Linked DNA regions of Homo sapiens: region 1 is linked to region 2. A link is a contact called in ENCODE Hi-C or POLR2A ChIA-PET data. All regions are on one chromosome and are shown on one strand. Each heading gives the region's core, a stretch centred on a gene start or an enhancer-like site at or near the end of the contact. The rest is flanking DNA. Distances are from core to core; before and after follow the strand shown.

The links. A loop is a pair of places that touch in the nucleus more often than their neighbours do. ChIA-PET counts read pairs that join two places held with the same protein, here RNA polymerase II (POLR2A). Pooled maps may share reads with other maps.
Region 1: a loop to region 2 is called in a map of mammary epithelial cell, with 6 times the contacts of the local background. The contact joins the enhancer-like site here to the promoter of SLC39A8 in region 2. A Hi-C loop is called at or near these places in 13 of 168 maps with a recorded cell type or tissue (CD4-positive, alpha-beta T cell, CD4-positive, alpha-beta memory T cell, CD8-positive, alpha-beta T cell and 8 more), 30 of 37 single-sample maps with no recorded cell type and 22 of 50 pooled maps. POLR2A ChIA-PET finds 5 or more read pairs at or near these places in 5 of 52 experiments (CD4-positive, alpha-beta T cell, CD4-positive, alpha-beta memory T cell, activated CD4-positive, alpha-beta memory T cell and 2 more).

The regions. Positions count from the first base shown.
Region 1 is chr4:102,626,751-102,629,543 of GRCh38, forward strand. No RefSeq gene overlaps it. Among named protein-coding and RNA genes, the nearest start is that of NFKB1-AS1, 130 kb to the left of the region's middle. Within about 2 kb of position 1,306, at least 3 of the 41 ENCODE cell types and tissues checked have a DNase peak (open chromatin) inside an H3K27ac peak, as active enhancers do; they include mammary epithelial cell, where a contact is called at or near this core.
Region 2 is chr4:102,343,859-102,346,940 of GRCh38, forward strand. It overlaps SLC39A8 (solute carrier family 39 member 8), which reads right to left and starts at 1,624. Exons shown (of 9, transcript NM_001135146.2): 1 at 1,487-1,624; 2 at 586-1,057. The coding sequence starts at 804. RefSeq lists enhancers at 147-206, 2,107-2,156 and a silencer at 677-926.

The DNA of each region.
Region 1 (2,793 bases), core at 56-2,555, 280 kb after region 2:
TCCTGACCTGATGATCCACCCGCCTCGGCCTCCCAAAGTGCAGGGATTACAGGCGTGAGTCACCGCTCCCAGCCCACTTCAGCAAATTATGTCCCCAACAGCCTTCCTCACTAGAGGCACCACTGCCACTGCAGCATCCCAGCACAAGGAAGTAGGTGACGCATCTCCCAACAGGACACCCAGGTGCCCACACTGCCCTCTCCAAGGCCCAGATATGTTTGACCTCAAAGACCCATGTCTTTATCCACGAGGATGCTTTTAATGATAAAATGAGAATGCCTGACTATAAGTGGGCTAAACAAATAAGGGCTTTAAAAAATACCATTACAAGATCAGCGATAGATACATCGATATTTTACATGGAATCTTTCCCTTTTTAAATGTTAGCATGTAATTCAACTTTTTAAAACACAGTCTAGACCATGACCTGCTGGTCAAATATGACCTAAATCTTCAGGATGACAAGGCAGGGTGCGGGGGGATCCAGGTCCTACCTGCTCCTCTCCCAGGCTCACTGCTGCCCCCGACACCTCCAGCTCTCCTGTCTGATGCTGTTCACAGCCACCACCCAATGCCTGCACACGTTCAGTTCTGCCCACCTCCCTAGATTTCTTCTGATGGCTTCACACAGAGGCAATGATGATTGTAATAGCTCACATTTGGTGGATAGTTATCATGTGCTATCAATAATCTGTGCATTATCTCCTTTATACCTCACAATTAACCTATGAAGCAGATACTGTTGTTATTGTTCCCATGTTTAAAGAAACTAAGGCACAGAAAGACTCAGTAGCCTGTATCCAATGAAGAACAGCCTGCTACTGGTGGATCTGGGACTGAAACACAAGTAAGTCCGATTTCAACGCCCACACCTTTAACTGCTGTATCAATTAGGATGCTTTGGGTTGTAAAATCAGAACACCTGACTACAAGATTAAACAATTAAGCCTTTATTTTTTACCACATTATAATAAGACCACAGTTAGATGGTTGCAGGGTTAATTTAGCAGCTAAACATCTCTGACACCCCCTGTCAAATATGTTTCTTTAAGATCACCAAAAAAAGGCTGCAGCAGCTCCAAGTGTCAGGCCCTCAAATAGCTTCTCAATTTTACCCAACAGCAGAGGGTTTTGCCTCAGGTCTATCCCTTATCAGGCAGGGAAACCTTCCCCCAGAAACCCCACATTAGACATCAACTTATGATTCATTCTTGAAATGTGTCATGGGCCTAACCCTACATCAATCACTGGCAATGGAGACTAGGATTAGAATAACAAATTATGATTCAGTCTCTGAGGCTGGACATGGCCACCTCTATTAGCAGAGAGGAGGAAGATCTGGCTGTGAGGTGGCCAGCCAACACTGTCTGCTCCAACTACTGGCAGTGGTCCAATAAATTTTACAAAACCAACAAAAAGTAACAGGAACAGAATCAGAACAAGGGGGTTGTTCCCACCTAAATTATGAGGCAGGGATGAGTGCTAGTTCTCAAACAGAAATTTTCGTGAGCCAGAATGTCTCATTTCCTGAGAGTTGTAGGTAACTTAGGTGTTACTATAATCATGTGTACTTGATCACTGCATAGCATGATGTGGCACACAGGGGAGCTCAATAAATCTTGTTTAAAGACAGAGACCAACCTAAGGGGTTAAGCAAACTTTTCTTTCATGGCAGGATTCAGTAACCCGTGTCTACAGAAATAAGGAGAGATATTTATAAGGAGAGATATTTATAAAACACGAAACAGTGATGCATTGGTCTTATCTTTGCTAAGTTCATTCACTGTTTGGCCCCACACAAGGACTTAAAGATGTCTTGGCAGGTTAGTTCACCCCCAGCTTGTAGATCACAGGCTCAGAGCCCCAACTACATAACCAGCTGATTTTGTGCTTTTCTTTCCTTATGTATTAATTACAATGAAGGTCTTTAAAGACTCATTTCTCAACTGAAATTTTTTCACTTATTTTTTACCATATACTTTCCAAAAAGCTTCCCTGAAGTATTGAACAAGATGGTGCCTTATCTAACATTGCTCCCCTGTCGCCATCACATTAACCTTAAGGACTTATCGCCAGCTGGAATTGCCTCGTTCGCTGGTTTAATGATCCATGAGAACTAGGACTTGTCTGCCTTTTTCATTGCCATACCCCCAGTGACAAGGACAATACCTGCCCAGAGTGGTCTGCAGTACATGCTTGATAAATGAATGAATAAATCCTTAAGTTAAACAGTGTCTAGGGGCAGAATATAAACATGTCTTAAGACAACACCGGTTTTGCCAGTGATTTTAAGGTTTTGTATGCTACTCTGGTTCATGCCTCTGATAAATCAATTAGAAAACAAGAATTCTCCCATTCACTTGAAAATATTACTGTCTTTTCTGCATAACCCTTTTAATTGCATGTGCTTATTGAATTAATAAGATTGCATTCAGTCAAGGCAGACTCTGGGGATGTTTTCAAATGCTTTGAATTTCCCACACAGACAATGCCTACCTGCTTTTCTCCCTAAATCTTACCAAGCTGGGGAATAAGTTTCATATCTGAGAGCCAGAGGTAGCCCAAGAGAATATTCTTTCTATCTCAGGTCTTTGTCACTTTAGGAATGTTAGGGAAACATATCTTTATTTCTCCTGCACTCCAGTTCACCTTCATTCCAACAGAGAACAAAATCTTTCTATTTATTTTCCAAGTGACTTCTCATGGTGTGAAAATGTCTCACAATGAAAAGTGAAGTAAGGAAAAAAAGAGAATAAGAAGAGTTATCGTGAATGTGAATGAGAAAATTATGAT
Region 2 (3,082 bases), core at 374-2,873:
CTAACAATATAAGCCTAGTCTACCACCATCTGGATGACCAAATTAGAATCTTAGTCTCAAGGCCGCCCCTGTTTCAGCCCTGAATGCCTCATGTAATGTACACAGGAGCCAGAACTACATTATATCTCGTTTTCAAATAGCACTGGTTACGCACCGGGCAACTGTTAACCAGGGTGGCATGTGATAATCTTCCTTGCTAACCTTGTAGGAAGTGTGCGAGCCGTTATCTTTCTGGCAAGATTTAAGTAACTCATTCCTATCTAAAAAGCATCTGTTAAAGTGGCGTCACACCCTCAACTACTTCATAAAGTTTTCTATAAAATGTTAAAATCACCAGAGTCGGACCTCTCAGTTCATCAGGCGTAAAACTGCAGTTTCCGGCTGCCAAATCCCTTAACAACGTTAACCTTTTAATCCTTCAGCCTCGTCTAGTGAAAAGCAAGTGTCACCAGATACCGCCTTCTACTTGAGAAATATAACAAGATTCTTTCTCCTGCACTTTTCCCAAATAAAAACGGCTCATATACAAAGTGAAGTCTAGGGACACCCACAGTACGGAGGGCTGCCCGGACCTGGCGGCCTTACCTGGTTGAAGTGCAGCTGGCCAGGCTCCGGGACGCCCACGCGGGAGGCGGCTCCCATCTGCTCCAGCAAGTGCTGGAGCTGCGCCGCCGACAGGCTCAGATTCGCGCCGAACACGCTCAGCACATCCTCGCTGAAGGCTAGCCCTGGCCCCTCCGCCACTCCTCCGAGGCCGGCGGCCGCCAGCAACAGGAGCCCGGCCACCGCGCGACCCGGGGCCATCCTGGCCTGGGCTTCCCCTTGAGGGCCCGCGACGGGCTGCCGCGCAGAGGGACGCGCGCGGGCGCACTGGCGTCCTTGCCCAAGGGCGGGAGCGTCAGTGCTCGGCGCTGCTCCGAGTCAGAGGTGGCGCGGGACGCCCCTGGTTCTCCGACGCCTTCGAAAGAACAGCAGCTCGCGACCTGCGGGGCATTGAAGTGGCAGCGTAGCCGAGGGGAGCGATAGGCGGAGTGGGCCCCCCGGCCTCCTGGAGAGCCTGAGATAAAGAGGACAAAGGGGGACAGAGATAAAGGCCACCAGGGCACCAGCCGGCAGGCTCCAGAAACGCTGCGTGGCAGTAGCCCTCAAACGCCCGGCCGGGCATGGGGCCAGACGCCCCGGATCCGGGTTTGCAAACGCCCCAGGATTTGCGTACATATGCTCCTCCCGGATATAAAGCCCCAAACCACGCCACTTCTTAGGAAAAACTAAAACCACACTAACTGTAGAACTCCACCTCCTCTTCCTGTCTTTCTGCTTTATTCTCTCCGCCGCAAACTTAGAAGTGAGACGTGCAGTCCCCAAGGAGCTGCAGAAAAGGGCTCTTCCGGAGTCCTGGGGATTGCGCGTTTAAAGGGGACCCTCCCTCTCCCCGGATCTTCTCTGAGCTTGGCAAGTTAATCGGAAGCACTCGCTGGCCTCTCACCTCTCCTATCTGTTTGTTTGTCTGTCTCTGCGTCTTTCTCTCTGCGTGTCAACGTAAGACTCGGTCTCTGGATCTCTCTCTCTTTCTGTCTCCCGCCCCCACAACCTCTGTATCTCTGACAGGTCCGCGGTGAAACTCCGCGATCCGCTCCGGCGCTCTTTACAAATAAGGGGAGGAGGGCCCTGTCCCCGCCTCCGTAGCACGTGGTGACCCATTTCCCCAGCCTGAACTCCCGCGCGCGTCCACGCCGGGGCGCAGGACCGCCGGCCTTCCCTCCGCGGGCGCTGCTCATTCCCAGCATCAGCCATGCCCTCTTCCCCACCCTCACTCCTGAGGGTTACCTGATGCCACCTCCGTGTCGGGGTCCCTAACTCCTCTCTGGTCTCGGGGACGCATGCATCTTTTCGTGATCTTGATGAAACCAACTTGCTGAAATGGAGCCTGGAGACCCTTGCATTGTCTACATAATTAACAGGAATTGCTTTTTTTTCTCACTTCTTAAAATCAGAGGAGAAAGAGGAAATCCAATGGTAGCGGTGGCGGGCTAGCTGAGCCAGCACTGCCCAAGCCGGCCCTTCCTGGCGGGATATCCGCAGATCAGAGGAATGTTTATTTGTTCATATGGGAGCTCAAGAAAAGCTGACTTAGGTGTGATGTCAACAGGTTTGTGTAAAGTGAGTGTGGTGTTTGAGGCAAAGTTTGTATCTGGTGGATATAGTGGTTCAAGTGTAAAGTGAAACCATGCTTCACTGTTAGATGGCTGTGAAAGGAAAATAAATCTTGAGACTTCAAAATCACCAAGCTAAAGGGAAACATCAAGAAGGGACCAGCTTAGGGCAAACCTGCCTGCCATTCTATTCAAATTCATCCCTCTGAGGCTCACCTGAGACAAATGCATATCTGATTGCTTTCTCTTCTCCATCGTTTATGCAAAAAATGCAGATTCACTGGGCCAGACTAAACTGTCTATTGAGTGGAAGGCTGATCATGGCCTCAAAAGAATGCAACCTTTTGTCTCTTGTCTATTATACTTCTAACCTGGAAGCCCCCACTTCCAATTGTCTCACCTTACTGGACTGAACCAATGTACATCTTACACATATTGATTGATGTCTCATGTCTCTCTAAAATATATAAAAGCAAACTGTACCCCCGACCACCTTGGGCACATGTCTCAGGACTTCCTGAGGCTGTGTCAGGGGCACATCCTTAACCTTGCCAAAATAAACTTTCTAAATTGACTGAGACCTGTCTCAGACATTTTGCATTCACGTGACTAAGGACAATAAAAAGAATACAAGATGCCGTTCTTGCCTTTCATCAGGAGAATGCACAGCCTCCTAAAATAGCACATTTTAAAGAGACATTAAGTCTAGACAAAGGGGAAAAGATGGGGAAAGGGAAAAAATCTTAATCTTAGAAGAGGAACCTAAAGACATAACTGCAGAAGAAAGAGACAGGTAGAGAACATTCCCAGAGGCTAAGGATCTAGGCAGACGAAGCTGAAGGATTGTCATATGGAAGAAGGTTTAACTATATTATATCTAACTTCAGAGGACAGAAGGCAGCAGTCATGGGGCAAAGTCACCCAGAGGA